2 separate regions of the Homo sapiens genome follow, and region 2 is linked to region 1. The links are chromatin loops, found by intact Hi-C in ENCODE. Cell type or tissue: PC-9. All regions are shown on one strand. Links, peaks and the distances in the headings refer to the core of each region. The heading gives the core; the rest is flanking DNA.

Region 1 (4,390 bases), core at 218-4,217:
CTGAAAGGTATGTCTCTGTGCCTGTCATCAGAGAAACTGAGGGTGAGATACACCCTTTTCATTATGGATGCTGCAAGTTAAGACAAGCAAGAGCCCCTTTTTGCATGATCTCTTACACTCACCCCCATATGTACACACACAGCAGATGTGCAAGTGCTATCCTAGGTGCTAGAGGTACAGAGAAGAACCCAATGTTCTCATCTTTTTTTTTTCCTTGAGATGGAGTTTCACTCTTGTTGCCCAGGCTGGAGTGCAATGGCTCAATCTCAGCTCACTGCAACTTCTGCCTCCCATGTTTAAGCGATTCTCCTGCCTCAGCCTCCAGAGTAGCTGGGATTACAGGCACGCTCCACCACGCCGGGCTAATTTTAACATTTTTAGTAGAGACGAGGTTTCTCCATGTTGGTCAGGCTGGTCTCAAACTCCTGACCTCAGGTGATCCACCGTCCTCAGCCTCCCAAAGTGCTGGGATTACAAGCGTGAGGCACCACGCCCAGCTGTTCCCATCTTTTGGAACACAAAATCTTACAGACTGATAGTAAGCCACAAAACACAGAGGTAGCTAGAAAACTGCAGTTGTTAAAAAGGATAGGAAAGAAAAGTTCGGGCAACTATGACTGAGATGACCACTCTGGCTGTGAATGAATTTTGTTGTTTTTTTCCCTCAGGAATTATCTCCCCCAAAAAGCTGTTCAATTTTCTCTCCAGAATAAGACAGACTCATTTAACTGGTGCTGTCCTATCCAAAGTATTCTCTTGGTGTGACCTCAAGTGTTTCCCAGGATTCCCCCCAAAGTAAGAAAATGAACACAAAAAAAATAAACCCGCAATGTATTCTTCACACTGATCAATCCTGTATTCATTGTTGTACCTGATCAATGAATGAAAAGTTAACTAATCCAACCATTCCTAAACTGCTTTCTGTGTTGAAAACAGTGTGAGGTTCTCAATACAATTTTTTAAATCTGTTAATGCTCTTCGGGTTTTTCAAACAATACCGCCAGCCTCTCAGCCATCCCTGTCTTTTGCAGCATTGCAAATTTTTGCACTGCACCTCCAAAGGGCAGACCATTTCATTGTGTAAGTCCAGCACCATCTAATACGGTCACCATGTGTGGCCTCCTTGTCCCAAGGCAGGGCTTGTTAGACATCAAGTCTATGCCCTGGCAGGGTGGGTAAAGGGCAAGCATACTCTCAGGTCAAATCAACCAAAGTGCTGAGGGAGGAGCTAGCCTACTGCAGACAATGAATTCCTTTCTCCTACCCCCCGGGGATAACTTGCTGCTTCCTCCTTTTCCCAGAGTGCACGCCTGAGTTCTTCCTGCACGATGATATGTGCCACCAGTCCTGTCCCCGTGGCTTCTATGCAGACTCGCGCCACTGTGTCCCCTGCCATAAAGACTGTCTGGAGTGCAGTGGCCCCAAAGCCGACGACTGCGAGCTCTGTCTTGAGAGTTCCTGGGTCCTCTATGATGGACTGTGCTTGGAGGAGTGTCCAGCAGGAACCTATTATGAAAAGGAGACTAAGGAGTGCAGAGGTAAAGACTTCTGGGATTCAAAATAGGCTCCGGGGTTTGCATAGTTCCAGCCCCAGCCCCAGCGCCAGAGCTGTCATCTCAATCTTTTTTTTGTTGTGTTTTGTTTTTGTTTTGGGACAAGGTCTCCCTCTATTGCCCAGGCTCAAGTTCAGTAGCACGAACATGGCTCACTGAAGCCTCCGCCTCCTGGGCTCAAGTGATCCTCCCACCTCAGCCTCCAGAGTTGCTGGGAACATAGAGATGAGGTCTCAGAATGTTGCCTAGGCTGGTCTTGAACTCCTGGCTTCAAGCAATCCTCTGCCTTGGGCTCCCAAAGTGCTGGGATTACAGGTGTGAGTCACCATGACCAGTCCATCTCATCCTTTACCATCTCACTCAAGGAGGCATATTTTGAACCGGTTGTAAATAATCTTTAAATGAATCACTCATAAGCTTTGTACAGGTAACTTTTATTAGTGACAAATCACGTGGACCTTCCTCACAACAGTGGCTATGAACTGCTGGTCAAAAGAAGTTATCATATAAAGATTTACAGCAGAGAGGAGGAGCCTTCAAAAGCTACCTGAGACTTTTCTTGATAACACAAGCAAATTGTGACACCATAAGGGACTTTCTTGGTGCCTCTTGTCTCCCTTCCTGGGTGATTTTTTTTTTTTTTTTGAGACAGAGTCTCACTCTGTTGGCTAGAGTGCGGTGGCACGATCTTGGCTTACTATAACCTCTGCCTCCTGGGTTCAAGCGATTTGCCTGCCTCAGGCTCCTGAGTAACTGGGACTACAGGCGTGTGCCACCACGCCTGGCTAATTTTTCTATTTTTAGTAGAGAGGGGGTTTCACCATGTTGACCAGGCTGGTCTTGAACTCCTGACCTCAAGTGATCCACCTGCCTCGCCCTTCCAAAGTGCTGGGATAATAAGCGTGAGCCATGGCGCTCGGTCCATATTTTGTTATTGTTGTTCTTGAGATGGAGTCTCACTCTGTTGCCCAGGTTGGAGTGCAGTGGCATGATCTCAGCTCATCGCAGCCTCCACCTCCTGGGTTCAAGTGGTTCTCCTGCCTCAGCCTCCTGAGTAGCTGGGATTATAGGTGGCTGCCACCACACCTAGCTAATTTTTGCATTTTTAGTAGAGACAGGGTTTCACCATGTTGGCCAGGCTGGTCCTGAATGCCTGATCTCAAGTGATCCGCCCACCCTGGCCTCCCAAAGTGCTGGGATTACAGGTGTGAGCCACCGCGCCCAGCCTCCCTTCATGGTTTGCTCCCTGGAAGCTCCCCACCTTCCTCTTCATATCCTTCAATTCCTGCTCCAAGGTCCCCATTTCCACTCCCACTCAGTCCCTGCATGTTCAAGAAAGGATCTGCTATTATTTATACCTCCTTATGTTTTAACTCGGCATGAATCATTTGCCTCTTATTCATTATCAAGGAACAGAAAAATAAAATAAGTTATGCACTCTAGAATTCTCTAGCAAGTGAGAGAAATGTTGTGGGGCGGGGGCTTTTCTAGAGCCCAGGATTCACTCTGTTGAGGCAGCCTGAGGTCCTTCACCCCCACATGTCGCCCCCAAGCAAACACGACAAGATAGATGTCCAGAGGCAATTCCCCTAACAACCGCGAGAGCCTGAGAGTGACCTTCCACTGAGAAACCCTGGGACACCCACACCCTAGGACATACTGAGGGGAAGGTTTTTAGTAGGACACGAAGATGTGTCTCGGTCCTGAAGGCTTTCTGCTCCAGCCTTGTGCTGTGGATATGTCTTTTTGTGTGTTTTATATAAAGCACTATTTAGTGTTAATGTCCTACCTGCCCATATGTGAAAAGGCGTGGATGTCAAGGCTGTGTCCGCATGCAGAAGAGGCGGGTGTTCGTGTGGGAGGCAGGCTGTGGAGCTGGGAATGGCTTCTGGGAGGTGAGAGACTCAGCAGCAGGCCTCCAGCGCCATCTTGCCTCTGCGAGGGCAGGAACTGAGGTTCAACTTCTGGCCTTTCTCTGGTGTTGAATAATGAAAGTAATTTACCATACAGAGAGCTTTACAGGTCTCAGAGTATGTTTTCTTAATTTATCTGATTTAATTATCTCCTTGAGAAAGGCCCCTGGTTGCCCATTAGAATCACCTGGGCAGCTCTTAAAACCACAGATGCCTGCACCCAACATTCTAATTCCTTCTCCCACCACCAGTAATTCTGATGCTTAGTGTGGGTTGAGAGCCATTGAGGTAAATGGCAATTTTCTGCATTTTTCTGAGAAGGAAACAGATGCTTTGAGAAGTTAAGCACTTGCTCAATGTGACCCCACTAGTGAGGACAGAGTTGGAAACTCACTTGAGGTGTCTCCCTACAATGACATTGCACTTTCTTTTTTTTGAGACGGAGTTTTGCTCTCGTTGCTGCCAGGCTGGAGTGCAATGGCGCGATCTGGACTCACCACAACCTCCGCCTCCCTGGTTCAAGAGATTCTCCTGCTTCAGCTTCCCGAGTGACTGGGATTACAGGCATGTGCCACCACACCCAGCTAATTTTGTATTTTTAGTAGAGACAGAGTTTCTCCATATTGGTCAGGGTGGTCTCGAACTCCTGACCTTAGGTGATCTGCCCGTCTCTGCCTCCCAAAGTGCTGGGATTACAGGCGTGAGCCACCATGCCCGGCCGCCATTGCACTTTCTACCAGACCAAAGGGAGGGGAAGGAATGTGGTATTGGAAGAAACAGTGACAACCTGACTTTCCAGAGAGATAATACAAAGAACCTGATCTGAAAATTAAGATTTGGGGAAGTGTAGAGAAGCGTTTAGAATGGAGCAATCTCAGCCGGACACGGTGGCTCACATCTGTAATCTCAACAACACTTTGGGAG
Region 2 (4,390 bases), core at 247-4,246, 120 kb after region 1:
ACCATGCCTGGCCCCATTTGTGTTTTTAAAAAGGAAAAGAAAAAATGAAAAAAAAATTTTGTCTGCATTTCCTTAGTAGAGATGGAGGTAAATCAGTTGTTGGTAAAAGCTGTGTGCGTCTTTCTTCAGATTGTGACTCATATTCTTATGGCTCTCTCCTCTTTGAATTCTTTGAAAACAGTGCTCTCCTTGCACTAATATGAATGCAATAGTGAGGAATATAAAATTTATTCAATATTTTAGAAGGAAGCTAGAAGAGAGAAGTTGTACCACATGATATCAAGATTGCACTTAAAAATAAACCAAGGCTGGGCGCATTGGCTCATGCCTGTAATCCTAGCACTTTGGGAGGCTGAGGTGGGCAGATCACCTGAGGTCAGGAGATCGAGACCATCCTGGCCAACACGGTGAAACCCTGTCTCTACTAAAAATACAAAAAATTAGCCGGGCTTGGTGGTGGGCACCTGTAATCCCAGTTACTTGGGAGGCTGAGGCAGGAGAATCGCTTGAACCCAGGAGGCGGAGGTTGCAGTGAGCCGAAATCCCACCATTGCACTCCAGCCTGGGCAAGAGCGAAATTCCGTCGCAAAAATAAAAAAAAAAAAAAAGAAAAAATGAATAAACTAACAAACCTTTTGAGGTATCTCATGTCCCAAATCTCTCTTCTTGGCTCAGCATCTCTTCCTGCTCCTGACCCACATCACCTTCTCTCTGAATTTTCTTCTAAGAGCAGTTCAGTTCAATACCCACATGACTTTCAAAAGTCTTAACCTCACCTACTAGTTAATATAATCTTCAAGGAATTTAAAGGAATTAAATTGAAGACTTTGTTTGCCTTGTGAACAAAAAATTCCCCAGTTGCCAGGTTTCACTAAAGCTGTGATGAATGAAGGTGACATCAATCTACATTTCCCTGATTTATATTTGCTCCACAGGTGAGGAGGAAACCTGGGTTACAGTGGTACCATGTTTCCAGTGTGTCCTCATCAGATTCCGGTCCTTTTCACTATGATGTTGCAACCTGTGTGTCCCCCTGCCCTGTGTGGGGCTGAGGTCCTGCACCCACCTGTCCTGTCTCCTTCCTGATGGTTGCTAGGACCAAAACCCAGAGGGGAGAATGAGCTGCACTCACAGGGGATGACTTGGGGACTGGGTCCAGAAAGTGGCTCATCCACAAGAGCTTGTTTAGAGCTACCTAAGAGGAGTCTTCCCTGGTCCCAGACTTGGTTGCACGTTAGAATCAGCTGGGGAGCTTTTAAAAATGCCTATGCCTGCCGGGTGCAGTGACTCATGCCTGTAATCCCAGCACTTTGGGAGGTTGAGGCGGGTGGATCACAAGGTCAGGAGATCAAGACCAGCCTGACCAACATGGTGAAACCCCATCTCTACTAAAAATACAAAAATTAGCTGGGCATGGTGGTGCATGCCTGTAATCCCAGCTACTGAGGAGGCTGAGGTAGGAAAAATTGCTTGAACCCGGGAGGCGGAGGTTGCAGTGAGCCAAGATCACACCACTGCACTCCAGCCTGGGCAACAAAGAGAGACTCCATCTCAAAAAAAAACAAAAAAACCTATGCCTAGGCCACATTCCATAGCAATCACATCAGAATCCTTGGTGCAGGACCTAGGCATCAGGATTTTTGTTGTTGTTTGAGACGAAGTCTTGCTCTGTCACCCAGGCTGGAGTGCAGTGGCGCGATCTCAGCTCACTGCAACATCCGCCTCCCGGCCTCAAGCAATTCTCCTGCCTCAGCCTCCAGAGTAGCTGAGACTACAGGTGCCCACCACCATGCCTGGCTAATTTTTTTATTTTTAGTAGAGACGGGGTTTTACCATGTTGGCCAGGCTGGTCTCAAACTCCTGACTTCAGGTGATCTGCCTGCCTCGGCCTCTCAAAGTGCTGGGATTACAGGCATGAGCCATCACCACTCTCAGCCAGCATCAGGATTTGTTAAGGTTCCATAAGTAATTCCAGTGGGTAGCAATGGTGAGAACCATCAGACTAGATGATGTACAAAAAGTCCACATTATGCTAAGACATTATAACAATTTTGTTCAAAACACTTCACATAATTAAATGGGCTATATTTTCATCATAGTATCTGTTTCGTATGTGGGAAATTTGAGACACGAAGAAAGTGTGAGTCATACCAGACAGACCATAGGTGAACTGTTAAGGAGGGAGAAGCCGCAGTGTCACCTTCCACAGTCCTGCTCCCATTAAGACCTATGAAGTGGAAAATGCAGATTATTCTTTGAGGTTTCCTGGGACCAGAAAAGGTCAGAGACTCTTAATGGGTAATGCAGACAACTGGAATGCAATCATCAGGTATTCATTTCTGTTTTAAGGTTTTATGTCTGAGAAACCTGAAACCTGAAGAAGTAAAGCAATCATGATTTTTTAAAAACTTAATAATATGGTTTTGGATTTAAAAAGAAAGACTGACTCAGAGCTGGGGAAAACACTCACTTGTGATACGGATCAATGTGAAAACAGCTTAACTCTGTTCCATGGCAATTCGCACAGTGTGACTCAGAGACACCTCTCTTCACCAGCTCTGGCTCAGGGGATGTGAAGCCAGAAGCAGAGGTCACAGTGACTTCATCTGAGAAGGACTTAACTGACCATTGCTGGTTTTGAAGCCGGAGGAAGGCCCACAGTCAATGAATGAGAGAGGCTTCGAGAAGCTAGAAATGGCAAGGAAATAGATTTTCCTCTAAAGCTCCCAGAAAGAAACACGGTTCTGCTGACACCTCGATTTTAGGCCAGTGAGACCTGCTTCAGACTTCTGACCTACAGAACGGTAAGAAAATAAATTTGTGTTGCTTATAGCCATGCTGTGTGTGGTAGTTTGTTACAGCAGCAATAAGAAACTAACACAGTTGTGACCAGGCGCCATGGCTCATGCCTGTAATCCAAGCACTTTGGGAGGCTGAGGTGGGCGGATCACTTGAGGTCAGGAGTTCGAGACCAGCCTGGCCAACATGGCAAAACCCTGTCTCTACTAAAAATACAAAAATTAGCTGGGCTTGGTGGTAGGCGCCTGTAATCCCAGCTACTTGGGAGGCTGAGGCAGGAGAACCACTTGAACCCGTGAGGCAGAGGTTGCAGTGAGCCAAGATCATGCCACCGCACTCCAGCCTGGGCGACAGAGTGAGACTCCATCTCAAAAAAGAAAGAAAGAAACTAACACAGTGGTTTTATCTGATTATCCGATTATCAGAAGTAGTAAGAGAAATGTGAAAATGGTTCTTAAGTTACAAAGTACCATATGAAGATAAAGTATTCATTCATTTATTCTCTTATTTATTCATCAAATATTATTGAGCTCCTCCTACTTTGAGCCAAGCACTTTTATAGATGTTGGGAATATACTAAAGCCAAAATGGATTTAAAACAAAACAAACACTGGCCAGGCTCAGTGGCTCATGCCTGTAATCCCAGGCTGTATGTGGGGCATGAGAGGAAGCAGGAGATGTCAGGTGAGATACAGCAGTAGCATGGCCCAAGGTGGTAGCAATGGAGATGGGTAAAAGGGATCCTAATCTGGATATATTTTGAAATAGAGGCCAGGTTCAATGGCTCACACCTGTAACCCCAGCAATTTGGGAGGCCAAGGCAGGCAGATCACTTGAGCTCAGGAGTTCGAGACCAGCCTGGCCAACATGGTGAAACCCCGTCTGTGAAGACCAGCTCGGTTGGGGAGACCCTAACCCAGTGGTGCTAGAGGAATTAAAGACACACACACAGAAATATAGAGGTGTGAAGTGGGATATCAGGGGTCTCACAGCCTTCAGAGCTGAGAGCCCTGAACAGAGATTTACCCACGTATTTATTAACAGCAAGCCAGTCATTAGCATTGTTTCTATAGATATTAAATTAACTAAAAGTATCCCTTATGGGAAACGAAGGGATGGGCCGAATTAAAGGAATAGGTTGGGCTAGTTAACTGCAGCAGGAGCATGTCCTTAAGGCACAGATTGCTCATGCTATTGTTTGTGGCTTAAGAATGCCTTTAAGCGGTTTTCCACCCTGGGTGGGCCAGGTGTTCCTTGCCCTCATTCCGGTAAACCCACAACCTTCCAGCATGGCTATTATGGCCATCATGAACATGTCACAGTGCTGCAGAGATTTTGTTTATGGCCAGTTTTGGGGCCAGTTTATGGCCAGATTTTGGGGGATTTGTTCCCAACATCCGTCTCTACTAAAGATACAAAAGCTAGCCAGGTGTGGTGGTGCATGCCTATAGTCCCAGCTACTTGGGAGGCTGAAGCAGGAGAATCGCTTGAACCTGGGAGGCGGAGGTTTCAGTGAGCCACTGCACTCCAGCCTGGGCAACAGAGTGAGACTCTGTCTAAAAAAAGGAAAGAAAGAAAGAAAGAAAGAAAG

Evidence for each region. A loop is a pair of places that touch in the nucleus more often than their neighbours do. Peaks named below come from ENCODE experiments on the same cell type or tissue, not always from the same donor. Only the 100,000 strongest peaks of a DNase experiment are listed, where the experiment ranks them.
Region 2: it touches region 1 in a loop (6-fold over the local background); 1 of 110 quality-filtered maps calls a loop at or near these places.

What each region holds. Positions count from the first base shown.
Region 1 is chr9:76,321,751-76,326,140 of GRCh38, forward strand. PCSK5 (proprotein convertase subtilisin/kexin type 5) reads left to right here. Exons shown (of 38, transcript NM_001372043.1): 32 at 1,302-1,538. Among named protein-coding and RNA genes, the nearest start is that of RFK, 70 kb to the right of the region's middle. In PC-9, for the core only: no CTCF peak of the experiment used is centred there; a DNase peak (open chromatin) is centred at 1,981; H3K27ac peaks cover 760 bases.
Region 2 is chr9:76,439,512-76,443,901 of GRCh38, forward strand. It overlaps a transcript of GCNT1 not described here. Among named protein-coding and RNA genes, the nearest start is that of GCNT1, 17 kb to the right of the region's middle. In PC-9, for the core only: no CTCF peak of the experiment used is centred there; DNase peaks (open chromatin) are centred at 2,210 and 2,510; H3K27ac peaks cover 2,405 bases.